2 separate regions of the Homo sapiens genome follow, and region 2 is linked to region 1. Evidence: chromatin contacts called from ENCODE Hi-C data. All regions are on one chromosome and are shown on one strand. Each heading gives the region's core, a stretch centred on a gene start or an enhancer-like site at or near the end of the contact. The rest is flanking DNA. Distances are from core to core; before and after follow the strand shown.

Region 1 (7,645 bases), core at 2,048-4,547:
ATTGAGCCCAAATAAGACAGTAAGAAAGAGTCACAGAGTCTTCCACAGCACATGAGGCAGGGTTTCTAGCATAAGGTTTTATGTCTGGGTAAGCGCAACACCATGATTGACAGAAGTACAATTATTCAGACAATTATGAACAAAAGCCATGAATCAAAAGTTCAGGCAAGGGGAGCAAAGAAGACATTTCAGAACAAATGAACAGATTGCTTCTGATGGAAAGAATCTGGCCACTCTTTTCTTCCCTGAAAAGCATGCATAGCTCAGAGTGCAGCCAGCAGAGTGTGGACCTGCTTCTGGGGAGAAGAAGCAATCCCACCTGGCGTCGATATCACGGTTTTCTTCGCGTCACAATACGTGTTTCATCATGTCTGGCTTGCACTGAGGGTGCTGTGCATTCCCCGAGCACATGCCTGCTAGGTGGAGGGTGGATGGGGCCCCCAGAAATGGGTGGGAGCAGTAGAAACCATAGGACACAAAAGGACAGTAAGAAATTGTCATGACTGTCCCCAGAGTGGATAAGCAACCCTTGCATGTTGGACATAATCACCAGGAACTGAACAGAGAGAGCCTCTTAGGCCCATGTCTGAGCTGGTAAAGAGAAAAATGGGATGCTAGCACTCCCGCCTACCCCTTGGCTGTCGCTTTGTCATAGGTGAGCAAACAAAGGAGAACAGAGCCACAGAGAGGAGCACTTTGTGCTTAATCCCTTCTGGGAAAGCTGCAGGCGATCCTGAAACCACGGCAGCAAATAATCTCCTTAAAGGTCTTCCGCATCTCTTGGCTGCGGAAGGCATATATGAGAGGGTCCATCACGGAATTACACATGATGAGTATGAGGTACATATTGAAGTGAGACATGAAGCGAGAGCAGTAGAGGTTCTGAGGGCAAGAAAGCATTAAAGTGAGATGAAGGAAGAACGGGGCCCAGCACACGGTAAACACGCCCAGCAGCATGGTGACGGTGACCGCGCCCTGCATGCTGGTCCTCTGCCGCGCAGAGCTGGCCCCGGGCAGAGCCGCGATCCGCTTGACGTGAGTCCGCGCCAGGAGGAACATGTGTATGTACAGAGACACCAGGAGGAACAGCATAGCGAAGAACATGGAGATGAGGCACAGGATGACGTAGGTGGATTCTGAGTACAGGATGAAGACAATGCCGCAGCCCGTGCAGAAAGCCCAGATGCCGGCGATGATGGCCCCTGAGCGCCTCGCCGTCATGATGTGGTGGTAGCGCAGGGCGTAGAAGATGGTGACGTACCTATCCACTGCAATGGCCAGTAAGCTGCACATGGATGCCACCACGGAAATGCAGATCATGGAGTCAAACACATTGTCAATGTGGCGCACAAAGGCGTCTGCTATCACTAGGTGCTTGTTGTTGAGTAGGTAGATGGTGATGGTCTCCCAGGCACTGGACATGCTCACCAGCATGTCCGCCACTGCCAGGCTGCACACGAAGAAGTACATGGGGGAGTGCAGGTTTTTGTTCTTCACTATGGCCCCTATGACCAAGATGTTCTCCAAGAGGCTGATGACACCCAGAGTGAGAAACACCTCCACAGCAATGCCCATGTCTTCACATGGTGAAGACTTGTTTTTGACATTGGGTCCTGAAAGGTTGCCCTCTGTGGCATTCAGGTTGAGATCCAAGAAATGCAGGTGAAATGAGGAATTCATTGCTGGAGAAATACACCTCTTGTCTTGGCAGCAAATTTACTGTAAAACATGTTTTAAATTCACAATCCAAAGAGGTTAGCAGCCTACCAAAGAAAGACAGCAGCTAGCCTAGAACCAACACAGCCTAAGAAAGGGGATGAATGACACAGTGCATCAGAGGACTGGGCTCGGCTCACTCAGTCCTTTTTTTTTTTTTTTTTTAAGAGACAGGGTCTCCCTATGTTGCCCAGTCTGGTCTCAAACTCCTGGCCACAAGCGATCTTCTCTCTCAGCCTCCCAAAGTGCTGGTACTACAGGGGTGAGCCACGTGCCCGGCAGCTGGCTTGCACATTCTGACCTGCGTTCCTGAGACCTGGAAGAGTGCCCCTGGACACGCAGATTAGAATCTTCACCAGCCTCTTCTGCTCTCCTTGCTTTCAGCTCCCAGCCTTTCACATGCATCTTACTAGAGAGACACTCACCTCCAAGTGCCCAGGACAGTTTCACTTTTTATGGCTTCTCTCCTGGGCTCAAGTTCACTATCATAAGTGTCCCCAACTCATAACCTACAAAATCCCAGCCAGTCTCCCAATGTTCACATTCCTAAGGCTACTGCACGACATTCTCCTCAAGGGAGCTCCGATTTAAGACTGCCCAGACCCGTATTCCCTTAAGACAGACAGACAGGTGCATCCCTAACACTTGTCCTGACACTTCTTAGACCCATCAGGATTCAGCCTCCACAGCTGTAAGTAAGGCTATAACCAGAATGGTCTGTTACCCTGAGCAAAGTCACATGTTAAAAGCTACTGTCTTAAGTTTGTAAGTGTAGGCTGCACATACGTGTTAAAATTGAGGAAAACAGTGCTGCTTTTCCCTCAATACCTATTTTTCCCTCGCTTCTGCATTATGTGGAATTCCATGAGGTCTGCTTGATAGTTTATTAGGTCCGCGTGAGCACAGTATTTAAAAAAAAAAACAGCAATTTAAATGTACCACACTCCTTTGTTGCAAAATTTCTCTCTTATGATTCATTTTCAAAAATCCCTTTGCCCTCCAAACTCAGATCACATCTGGAGAGAATTTCTGTCATCACTGTCATCATTAATATTTGTAATCACTTTGGGAGGGAGGGAGGGGGTGAGGGACAACAAATTACTTAATAGGTACAATGTACACTATAGGGGTGATGGCTACACTAAAAGCCCAGTCTCCACCACTATGCAATACATCCATATAACAAAACAGCACCTGTACCCCCTAAATCTATAAAAATAAAAAAGGAAAAAATTGGTAATCTAAGCATTTATTGAACTACAATCATTTGTTACAGCTGAGTTCCAGCTCAGATATATCGGTAAATTATGCAATTATACTAAACATCATATCGAGCTGTGTTAAAAACTCACGGGGCAAGCTAGCTGCCGCCCCGCTCACTTCCACATGCAGCGGAAGCGCGATTTTGCATTTATTCTCAGGATCTCAAGGAGATAGAAAGTTGTGGCTATTTACCGGTGCTCCTCCTCGCGGGCCGCGGCGCTCAGCCCGGGCCCCCGGCGTCCCCGGGATCCGACGGCCGTGCGGCGCTCAGAGCCAGCCCCGGACGGGCCTCTCCCCCAGCTAGGCGGCTGCGGCTCTGCGGGGCTTTAAGCCTCCTGCCTGCCCGCGCCGGGCCCGCCTCCGCACCGCCGGCTGTCGCTCCGGGCGGCCTCCGCTGCCACCTAGTGGCCCAGCACGGCACAGCGGCCAGAGAACCGCGTCAGCCCCGAGCGAAAATCCCCCCGAACACACTCTTGAATGGTTGGATGGTTGCTTGGTTGGTTGGTTGGTCGGTCGGGTCGGTGGGTCGGTCGGTCGGTCGGTCGGTCGGTTGAATGGTTGGTTGGGTGAGTGGTTGCTTGGTTGGGTAGTTGGTTGGTTGAGTGGGTGGGTGGGTGGTTGCTTGTTTGGTGATTGGTTGGTTGGGTGAGCAGGTGGTTGCTTGCTTGGTTGGTTGGGTGGTTACGGGTTAGTTAGTTGGGTAGGTGGGTGGTTGCCTGATTGGTTGATTGGTTGATTGGTTAGGTGAGTGGATGGTTACTTGGTTGCTTGGCTGGTTGGGTGGGGGGTTCGTTGATTGGGTAGGTGGGTGGTTCCTTGGTTGGTTGATTGGTTGGTTGGGTAGGTGGGTGGTTGCTTGGTTGGTTGATTGGTTGGTTGGGTAGGTGGGTGGTTGCTTGGTTGAGTGAGTAGATGGTTACTTGGTTGCTTGCTCGCTTGCTCGCTTGCTTGGGTGGGTGGGGGGTAGTTGGTTGGGTAGGTGGGTGGTTGCTTGGTTCGTTGATTGGTTGCTTGGGTGGGTGGGTGGTTGGTTGGGTGAGTGGATGGTTGCTTGGTTGGTTGATTGGGTAAGTGGGGGTTGGTTGGGTAGGTGGGTGGTTGCTTGGTTGGTTGGTTGGGTCAGTGGGTGGGTGGGTGGTGGGTGGTTGCTTGGTTGGTTGGTTGGGTCAGTGGGTGGGTGGGTGGGTCGTTGGGTGGGTGGTTGCTTGGTTGGTTGGTTGGGTCAGTGGGTGGGTGGATGGGTGGTTGGGAGGGTGGTTGGTTGGTTGGTTGGTTGGCTGGGTCAGTGGGTGGATGGATGGGTGGTTGGGTGAGTGGTTGCTAGGTTGGTTGGGTCAGTGGGTGGGTGGATGGGTGGTTGGGTGGGTGGTTGCTTGGTTTGGTTGGTTGGGTCAGTGGGTTGGGTGGATGGGTGGTTGTGTGGGTGGTTGGTTGGTTGGTTGGTTGGGTCGGTGGGTGGATGGATAGGTGGTTGGGTGGGGGAGTGGTTGGTTGGGTCAGTGGGTGGGTGGATGGGTGGTTGGGTGGGTAGCTGCTTGGTTGTTTTTCTGGCTGGTTGCACTTTTTGTTTCTTTTCTCTTCCTCTTGAGCACTGATTAAAATGCTCCCGAGCTCAAAGAGGGCTTGTCACCCCGTTTCTCCTGGACAGTGGTCTCTGGGATGTCCTGATGATTGTTCTTTGGGAAGGAGGCCCAGTGCCTGGGAGCCCTCATCTGTGGCCCTACCACGCCCCTCTTTGCCCAAGGCTCTCACCCCTCCTCCAGGACTACACATGCCATGCCAGGCTTTATCAACCACACAGGCTTTCCTTACTCCAGCAAAAAAGAACAAAGGATGTCCTCTCACCAAATATCCTGGCCTTTCGCAATAGTTTCTGGACCCCACTCCTTCTCTGACACCTAAAACTGACCTTCAACCCCCAAAAGAATCATTATACTCACAATAAGCAGAAGTGCCACTGCCCTGCAAGCCAGGGCAGGATGCACGGGGCCATATCACTACCAGAGCTTTCCTTGGGCTTTGCAGATGATCACAACCTTCCAGTATTTCAAGTGTGGGGACCACAGTCTGGCTGGCCTCACGCCACTGGAGTCCCAAGCCGTGCTGGGAGCCACAGGGTGGAATTCTAGAAGGAGGTTCTGAATGTTGAGAATACATATTGGGAATGTGGTGTGAGGGAGGGAACCCATTTCCGTGTGTTGAAAACATCAGCAGGGTCAAGCACTCCCACATATAGTCCTCACATCCAAGATCAGATCAGAGAGGGCTCTGCAAAAGGTCCTGGTGTCCCAGGAAAGTGCTCAAAATGGAGGGCTCTGTGCAAGATGAGCAGCTGGACCACAGCAGGCGGCCTCCCACAGTGGTGAGGGCGGCTGGCCCAGGGGCCCTATGTGCAGGGGTGACCCTGAGTGCTGCACAGGAATTACCTTCCTCAACCTTTACGAAACCCTAGAAGTGGGTTTCTCCTCTCGCAATGGAAGGAGCCGGTGCTGGGAGAGGTGACTTAGCAAGCTCCAGCTTCCAGCGCTAGAGAGCTGAGCCCCGACTGACTCAGAGCCCAAGCACTTTCCCCGGCAGGACGCAGCCTCCCTGAGAGCCCTGGTGCCACCGGGCATTATTCTTTTAAAATGCTGCTGGATTTGATGTGCAGTGTTCCTGTCTTCATACTGTCTTTATCAGATTTTGGTATATAAGTTACCCTAACTTTGTTTAATAAACTGGGGAAATATTTTGATTATTTTTATATTCTGAAACACCTTAGGTGATGTAGGAATTCTCGGTTTCTTGCAGGAAAATAATTGAATTAAGGTTAATAGAGTTAAGAGAATAGAGACTAAGCTCTTCAACTGTTCCTGTCATTGGAAACTTTCTCCCAAACAGCAGCCTAATGACAATGCTGAACACACACGATGACATGAGCCACCCAGGAAGGAATGTTCCTTTCCCTGTCAAAGACCAGCATAACATGCAACAACCCAGGTGTTTTATTTCTTGAACAATGACAACAGAGAGGATTCTCAATTCGAGTGCACAGAGACAACCCGTGGAGTCATATCTGTGAAGGCTTGCAAGGGTCAAATCTAGCTGGACACTGGATGTCTCGGCCTGGGTTCTCTGAGTCACAGGCTCTGAAGAGTTCACCATGCAGGATGCTGTGGGGAAGCCTCCTGGGGGCAGGCCTGCGGAGGGAGGGATGGGAGGGGAGGGAGAGAAGAGAGCTGCCAGGCAGCTCCAACAACCTCAGCCCTCACGCCCCACCCAGCTCAGTCACCAGAAGCAAGCTGCTTCCGGGAAGGTGTGAGGCCAAACCGGAGGGGCTGACAGCTGGGGGAGGCAGCAGACCACCCCTACAGTTGGGCAGCAGGTCCTCCCCTGAGGTGTCTGGCACAGCTCTGTGTCTGTCGCTCTCATGGCGCCAGAAAACTCTTATCAAATGTCATCTCTGTGCTCAACACCACCAAGGGGCTGGACGAAGGCACTAAAAGACCTGCTGCAAGGCAAAGCTCACCCAAGTGAGTGCTGAGAAAGCAAGATAATCACAAGTGCTGGGTTATGACAATTTTTAAACTCCAAGGATTACAAAATACTTTCATATATTAACTTACGTAGTCCTTAAAGCAACCCTGGAAGGTATTAACATTATTACCATATTCATAGACACAGACTCTGAGGCTCATGGAGTTTCTGACACTATTTGGCTGGTCAGTGGTGCCACCAGCTGTTGATCCAAATCTTCTCAATCCCAAGCCCACATTTATGTAGATGCACTTGCCCATGTCACACATGAACATTGGGCAATGCGATCCTAGATATGCACGAGTTTCCCACCTTACTTAGAGAAAAGGAAAGGAACATTTGCTGGGAGCCTGCAGTGTCCAATACTGTGGTCTGCATGTCCGTATTCTCAGTGAATTCTCCCAGCAGCCCTATAAAGTCGACATTCTTCCCAGCATCTTACAGATGGGGAAGCTGAAGCTCTGAGTAGTCATGTGACTTCTCAGTTGGTGATGAAAGCAGGATCAGGATCTGAATCCAGACTTCCAGGTGGTATCTGTGCTTAATCACAGTCTAAGGACTCAAGTCCTGTGCCTCAGTCCCATTGCCACAGAGGAGGAAACTCAGGTGCCCTGGGATCCCAAAGGCAGGCAGAGAGGAACAGGGAGAGAGCATGAAGCGAAGGGAAGAGAGTTGGACATGCAGAGAGGCCCGTGATGGGTACAGAATGGGCCAAAGCAGGAGATGGAAGCTGAGGGCTGAAGGGTGAAATGCGGTCACCAGGTGGGAGGAGGCTGGGGAACATCCAGCTAGGGCGCTAAGGCGGGAGGGGTGGGTTTCTTTGAGGGAGAGAGAGAGTGCCAGTGACTGGAGAAAGAGCTTGTGAGGGCACCCAAGGCTTTGCAGGTTCTACGAAGGTACTGAGGCTAAGGCAAGGGGAAGCCTTGCCAGGGCTTAAGCAGCAGCACAACACTTTTAGATTTGTAGCGTTACAGCAGCCCAGCCACGGCGAGGAGATGGCACTGGAGGAGTTCAGGTGGGAAGAAGGTTGTGCATCAGTGGCAGAACCTCACGAGATGAACAGGCCCCTGGGCTGAATCCCTTTCTCCACCCCCTGCCTGGGGATGCTGCCAATTCATGCTCAGGCCCAGCTCTTGGCAGCTGCAGCAAA
Region 2 (7,645 bases), core at 1,295-3,794, 310 kb before region 1:
TCATCAAATTTTATACGCTTTAGATAAAAGACACCTTGTAGTTACCATGTGCTCTATGGATCTCTATTTTGTTAGAAATACAGATTTTCAGGCAAAACCCAAGTATATCGTATCAAAATCAGGTTTTTAAATAATATTCCCAGGTGATTCACATGCATATTAATAATTGTTAAGTGGGGGTAATTCTATAATTAAAAGGGAAAAGGTTATATGAGTGTATTTATTTGTTAAAAAGGTACAGAAAAGATTGTATGTTTCAATGTATATACATCTTATCTCATAGAAAATAACTAAAAACAATAATAAAGTGGGGATGGGGAATGAGTTGAAGTAGAAGTTAAACAGAAATGGCACATAATTAGTAGATGTTTAGGCTGAGCATCAGTCTATTATACTACATTGCTTATTGCATATATGTTTAAAATATTCTCTAATAAAATAATTGTATAAAAAGACAAACTTTATCTACAACATTAGCTCTTAAGATTGTGGTTACTTTTGGAGGGGAGGAAAAGAGAAAGTGGTTTGTGTGGCAGAAACAAGGCTAGTTCTATCCTATGCCTACACAAATGTATTTGTTTGTAATAATTTACTGAGCATTATGTTAATGCTTTGGACATATATTTCTGTATGCATGTCATTCAATAAAATTTAAATATTACATATTTAATCTTAACAGAATAATAGCAATGTTTGGTATTGTTTTGTTTGAAAGTGAGGCATTTAGTGTCAGACATCATGAGATGGGTATTAATATTCCAAGGTATTTATTCACATCCTGACTCTTGGGGGTCCCCCTCGATCTTTCATTTTTACCTCAATTGAGTAAGTAGCATGGTTGTAGTTTTGGGGAATGCAATTTTTTACAGCAAAGTCCTTCCTCCACGATAGTACTCACCACGGCCAGGACACTTAGCACAGGGCCCTGTACGTAGTGTGCACTCAGTGTGTGTGGAACTGGTGTGAATCAGAAACAAAACAAGTAGCAGAGGTCAGTTCTGCAAAGGATAGAAAGTAAGTAATCAAGACTGAAAGGCCGCAACTCAGCAGCAAACACTTCTATGTTAATTTGAGAAATAATTTCAACTGGCTCTCCAAAAGATGTTGGTTTAAAGCAGTAACATGGGAGTTGAGCTGTGTGCTATAATCACCCGAGAGCTTTAAATCACACTGTTGCCTAGGTCTCACTCCAGAGATTGACTTAATTACCCCATTGCAACTTGGGTTTGAAGACTTTAAACACTCCTCTACAAGGTTATTGAAATATGCAGCCAAGGGTGAGAAGCATTGATTCAGGGTGAGGAATACATTGGCTGTATGTGATTTTTATGTGTGCTTTAGGGATTTGCCCCATAGCTGCTCCTGAATGTGGGGTCTTAGAAAACATCTTTACCCTTCAAAGCATATTCTGCTGATTGGCTAAATTGCAGCAGGAAAAAATATCAGCAGCTCTGTCTTTATGTCACTTGCCTTCAAAGCAAAAGATTTTTCAGGCACAGTAATTTGATTTAGTCTGTGTTAAAAATCATAAATAGCCTAGAAATACAAAAAAAAAGAGGTGTTCAGGCCTTCACCTCCCTGAGATCGGAGCATCAGAGCCCTCATGGCTGCTGGTTTGAAGTAAAATGTGCTGCAAACATAAAATACACAGCGAGTTTAAAAGATTTAGATCCAAAATATTTATAATTATTTGTTGACCACACATGAAAAATAATATTTTGGGTATAATGGCTTAAAGAGTATTACAAACAATTTCACTTGTTTCTTTTTATTATTCCTATTATTTCTGAGATGGAGTCTTGCTCTGTCACCCAGGCTGCAGTGCAGTGGCACAAACTCAGCTCACTGCAACCTCCACCTCCTGGGTTCAAGCGATTCTCCTGCCTCAGCCTCCCAAGCAGCTGGGATTACAGGCGCCCGCCACCATGCCCGGCTAATTTTTGTATTTTTAGTAGACAGGGCTTCATTATGTTGGCCAGAGTGGTCTCGAACTTCTGACCTCTGGCCTCTCAGAGTGCTGGGATTACAGGCGTGAGCCACCATGTCAGGACTCTTTTTATTACTATTTTTGATCTGGCTAATAAGACATTTAAAATTCACAATAGCTAACGTTTTATTTTTTAGAGGATTGCTTCTCTCTTAAAATCTTAGGTGTCCCACTCCAAAGACCGGCGGCCAGAAAGGTTATGAAATCTGAAATATTAAATAATTGTCATTATATTGCTTCCATTTGTGAACAACGTGTGTGTGTGTTTTATAAACGAACATAACCTTCATAACGTTATACACCACAATGCTAAAAAAATGACCCCTGGGCAGAGCCAGGCGCAGCACAGACAGAAAGCCCTGCCTGAAAGTGACTGGAGCCAAGAGCCTGTCACTCTCGGCTCATTCCGTGCAGTGTATGGTAGCATCTTCTGACACGCAAGGCCTGAGGTCGCGGTGCCTGCACTACTATCCAATCAGGGCTCTGGGGTGGGAACTGTCCAATCAGGCGCGCAGCCAGGGAGGAAGGGGCGGCTTCCGGAATCTGGCGCGGCCTTTGTCTCACTTCAGCCAGAGCGCGGGGTTAGGGCTTCATTGCCTTGTGTCCTCTGCTCCGGGAGACTTCGGTGATTCTGCCACTCACTCCGTCGCTCTGTGACCTGCTGGCATTGAATGATTTATAGCTAAGACTCCAGGACACCCCTGAAGCCGAGAAATGGTGAGTGTGGGGGGCAGGGCGTACCGAGACTGGGGAGGGGGCTCCTTGGAACCGGCTGGACATGGCGGTGACGGGACCTAGTCTGCGAGTCGAGTCTGCAGCTCAGCCCTCAGTCCCCTCCGGTGCAGGGACTCCGGGCGTCCTGTCCTGTCCCTGCACGGCGGCTTTGGCCCCAGCCTGTAGCCCTCTTTGCGCAGCTCTGCGCCCGCAGCCCTGCATCTTCCCCAGGTTGTGAGGTGATGAGGCGAAAGTCATCGGAAAGACGCCGACTCGGTGTGCAGGGTTCCTGCGTGGAAGGAGCTGTGGTCCGTGGGGTCCCCCGTCCCTACCTTACCCTGTTCGGAATTAGACTGAGGCGCCATTAAAACATAGACAGCTTATATGAGTAAACAGTGATTAATTAATGGGACAGCGCTCAGCAATGGTTTGTGGTTGGGGGGCTACTAGAAGGTCTTGAAAGAAAGGCTTGTATAAGGTGTGTGAGGAAGCAAAGACAATTAAATAATTGGGTACAGTTATGTAGTCGCTTTATTTGGAGTGTCTGGGTGGAAATTTCCTGGTTATGTAATCAGGGATTAATTGGAGGTTTGTAGTTGTTTAAGCTTGAATTTCGTTTCCTCCTAAGGTAGTAACTTAGAAAAAAATGCATTTGAGTTAGATTTCTTTTTTTACATAGAGGCCTAGACCACTAGAGCCACTTCAGTCTAAATGACTGCTATGTAATTATTTTAACTTTAATCAAAGACACTGGTTTTCGCCTGCATTTTCCAAATGTGTGGCAAGCAGGGTCTCACATCCACTACTCTGTTCTGCCAGCCTAACCTGGCTTGAAGTAAAATCTTAAATTTCCGGTTTCTTGCTGACATTCCCCAAAGCCAACTTCTACGCTCCCATACATTATCAACTGTTTTTGTCCTTTATTGCACATTTCAGAAACAGTATTTGAATTAATCACTTTTTCACAGAGCAGTGGATGGCAATTTGTAAAATACTTATTTTCTACTTACAAATATTTCACATGAGAAAAAAGCAGAAAATAATCCCCTGGCACTCAACTGTAAAAAATCTTTCTGCTGTTTCTCCTTGTATCCTCCCTTAGCACAAACGCCCTTATTAGGCCATCTTGGGATTGAGGTTTTCGTTGGGAAACTTTATGGGGCAATGTTTCCTTAGCCACATTCGGGCCTTTTTCTAGTCCTGAGTTTTAGAACTGTCTTGAGATGGCCCAAGATACAAACCAGAGCCATGTATTTTGGGAGTTCTGGTGAATAGCAGCCCTTTGGTAATCTTCCAGAGGACACACTGAGGGATGGGAGTGCAGCTTCTCAAAGGAGCAGCTGAATGCCCTGGGGGTGAGAGAAATATCCAGGCTTACCCTTCCTGTAAAAAAAGAATCCCTTGGGATTTTTAAGATTTTTTTTTTTTTTCCCCCAACCCCAGTTTTCATTCCATGGAAACACATTGCTTGTCAGCCAATCAGATGCTGGTATTCAGAGAAAAAGATAGACTATTCCTGTCTTCTGAATTGTCTTATATTTGCGAAGGGAGAGAAACTAACCTGAAGGACAAGAAAAACCCACCCCAGGGAGGCAGTGCAAGAACCTGCAAAGCAAAAAGCACAGTGGGGCACAGTGCAGTGTCTCCTGGGAGGGTGGGCATTGAGCACTTCAGTGAGGAGTATGGGGGTGATAGAAAGTCCCAAGGGATAAGGTGGCCTGATTTGACACTTGAGTCATATGTCCCTGTTCCAGAAAGCACTGCCACTCCCTGAGTTTGTCCCCCTGTATAGATTTGCTCACTTATTTCAACTTCGGTTTTTTTAATTAACTGTAAATTGGATCTCAAAGGATAGGCAGAAAAGGGCTTTTAAAAAAAGTTGGAAAGAGCAAATAAGATTAGAAGGAAGGTGAGAGAGGGTGGGCAGAATGAAGTGTGGCAAAATCAGATTCTAAATCAGAGAGCGTTCAACCCTGAAGTCAGCTTTTTCTTAGGAGGTTAATAAAGAGAGATTGAATGTTGAATCAGGCTGAGAATAGGTCAAAGTTCAGGGATCTGAACAAATAGGCTTTTTTTTTTTTTTGACCATCGGAGATGAAATTGTTCAGCCAATTGTATATGAGAAAAAAATGGAAATGTGTGGTCCATGTCTGACTCTGTGATAGGTTTAGAAAAAAAGAAGAGAGAGTATTATTGAAGTCACAATGGGAAGGGTGTCTCTTTTCGTTAAGCTGATTTCGGAGAACAAAAAGCATGAGGAATTTTTTGTCACAGCTATTTAGCAGAATTACCTACCTGCCCCAGCTTTCACCACCACTTTTTCTTGCCCTATGCATCTCTTCCATGTGGCTGTTCCTGAGCTGTATCTTCAATAATAAACTGGTATATGTAAGTACAGTGCTTTGCTGAGTTCTGTGAATAGTTCTATCAAATTATTGAGCTTGAGGAGGGGAATGTGGAAGCCCTTGATTTGTAGGAAGTAGTTGAGAAATAAAGATGGGTATCCGGAGGCATGTGACTGGCATCGGCAGTGAGGACAGTGTTATGGGACTTAGCCTGAACTTGTGGGATCTATGCTGACTCTGGGCGGTGTTGGAATTGAGGTGTTGGACAGCTAGTTGGTGTTGGATAATTGGTTGGTGTTCAGCAAACTCCTTACGTTTTGTGTCAGAAGAAAGACATCACTGGGGCCTGGTCTATAAGGAGACTCCAGGTGTCTGAGGGAAGTGAGGCTTTGTTCTGCACACAGGCTTGTCGTCACCCTGTGCGTTGTCCTGTAATTCCAGGTCTCCTCCTACTGTGAGATGGAACGAGAGCTTAGAGTGAAGGAGCTCTGAGAACCTATTCCCTCCCCTGACCCTGCTGCCAGCCCCTACATGCTTCTAACCCACTCCTGAACATACCCACTAAAAATTGATCTGGCTACACTCCTCCCACGACAAAGTTTTACCCTCAGGAATTGTGCTCACAACAGCTTTCCTCCTAGAGTTTTCTGCCAAGAACATACACAGGTGCCTAGAAGACTCCTGGCTTATCTCAACTGTAGACACTGAATCTCTATCGGGAACCTGTTTTTTTCACCAACCCAGGTTTCTTGGACTACCTGATCATAATCTCTTCTGATTGTATGAACACAGGAATAAGTCAGAACATAGCGCTGCCTGAGCCTGTATCTGTAGCACAAACCAGTTCCTTAACCAATTCTGCCCTGCATCCCCACCCATAGTTCTTGATAGCATCTTTCTCTTTTCTGCTTTTTTCTTCCCCACAAATCCTCTTTCATGTGTACACAGTGTGCCCAAGGCCATCCCTCCAGTGCCTGAATCCAGTGCCTACTAGAAGTCAGATGTTAATGAGTTCAAGACCAAGCCTTTAGACCCGGCTGTTGTAGGAGCAAATACAAATTAGAAAGAAAAGGCTTAATGCTTTCTCTTTAAAATGAGGGAAGAATTTTTGCTCTTCTTTTCTTAAAGCATTTAGTTTGAAAACCTTTCTCTACTTCTTTGAAATATATGTAAATCATTTTTATCAGTTAAATAGGTCATTTGGTTTTGTGTGTGTGTGTGTGTGTGTGTGTGTGTGTGTGTTTGACTCAGAATTGTCTTAATCTAGGACCTGGGAACTATTGCTTTGAAATGTAATTAGCAAGTTTATACACCCTTTCCCACAGTTTCTGTAGGAGAGTAGAAGGCTGCCTTCAGCAGGTGTCTAACTCCACATTGCAACACTACCTCCTGTCATGAAGATGAGGGAAGTTTATTTTTCCTTTAAATATTACCAATTAGAAAACCCAGATGACAGCCCAAATTATAATAAGCTGTGTATGACAAATGGTACAGTTGAATACTAATTATGTTGACCTTTCTCTGTTTGCAATCTCTTAGTATATTGCCTGTGATGCACATCACATTTTAGTTTAATTATATAACAAAACAGTTTTCTTGCTGTTCTGTTATGGTGGAGAGTTTGTTTGTTTGTTTGTTTTGAGAGAGAGTCTCGCTCTGTCGCCCAGGCTGGAGTGCAGTGGTGCGATCTCGGCGCACTGCAAGCTCTGCCTCCCAGGTTCATGCCATTCTCCTGGCTCAGCCTCCCGAGTAGCTGGGACTACAGGCGCCCACCACCACACCCGGCTAATTTTTTTTTTGTATTTTTAGTAGAGACGGGGTTTCACCGTGTTCGCCAGGATGGTCTCGATCTCCTGACCTCGTGATCCGCCCGTCTCGGCCTCCCAGAGTGCTGGGATTACAGGCGTAAGCCACCGCGCCCGGCTGGTGGAGAGTTTTTTAGGGTCGGAAATGGGTTTGCTTTCAGTTATGTTTTCCACACTGTCCAGCATTACTAGATGTTATACACAAGGTGCCCACCAGGCTTCACTTTAGAGGGAACTTTCTTTCTCAGGATTCCAATCACAACCCACAATTGTGCAGCAAAGTGCCCCCCAAATCTTCAAACAGAATGGTCTCTCTTTGGAATCTACAGTCCCTTCTAGAGCAGGTAGAGTAGATTTTTACAAAAATAACTTTTCAGGACAGCAGTCAAGTAGTCCACCTCCATTAGTGCTCCTGGCATCTTCACATCTGACACTGATTCAGAGATCATGGGGCCCATAAACCCAATTAGGATCACACATGTGCATTAATTAAACCTGAAAACTTCAACTCCCTCCCACCTCCCCTTGCCCAAATGCCCACACATGGGCCACCACTCATCAGCCCTTCAAGACCTAAATGTGCAGCTCCAGATTTTGAATTTATGTCCTGGGATTTGAGAGAAGAAAAGGTGTTGAAGGAGCCTCCATGAGAGGATCTTTCCTCTGGTTTTACTCTGCTTGCTGTAACCCCCAAGAATGCAGAGGCACATTGATCCCACCTAGAATCTGCACATAAAAGCTGGCCTCTGCCTAGGATTCACAAGACAGGGCCAGACTTTGGGTTGAAGACATAC

Evidence for each region. A loop is a pair of places that touch in the nucleus more often than their neighbours do. Pooled maps may share reads with other maps.
Region 2: a loop to region 1 is called in a pooled map, with 6 times the contacts of the local background. The contact joins the promoter of ZNF519 here to the promoter of MC5R in region 1. A Hi-C loop is called at or near these places in 6 of 50 pooled maps.

Annotation. Positions count from the first base shown.
Region 1 is chr18:13,819,801-13,827,445 of GRCh38, reverse strand. It overlaps MC5R (melanocortin 5 receptor), which reads right to left and starts at 3,297. Exons shown (of 2, transcript NM_005913.3): 1 at 3,172-3,297; 2 at 123-1,719. The coding sequence starts at 1,680. The coding sequence ends at 703. RefSeq lists silencers at 3,093-3,182, 3,193-3,482, 3,448-3,628.
Region 2 is chr18:14,127,334-14,134,978 of GRCh38, reverse strand. It overlaps ZNF519 (zinc finger protein 519), which reads left to right and starts at 2,544. Exons shown (of 3, transcript NM_145287.4): 1 at 2,544-2,704. The coding sequence starts at 2,702. RefSeq lists a silencer at 2,284-2,343 and enhancers at 2,594-2,933, 2,836-3,357.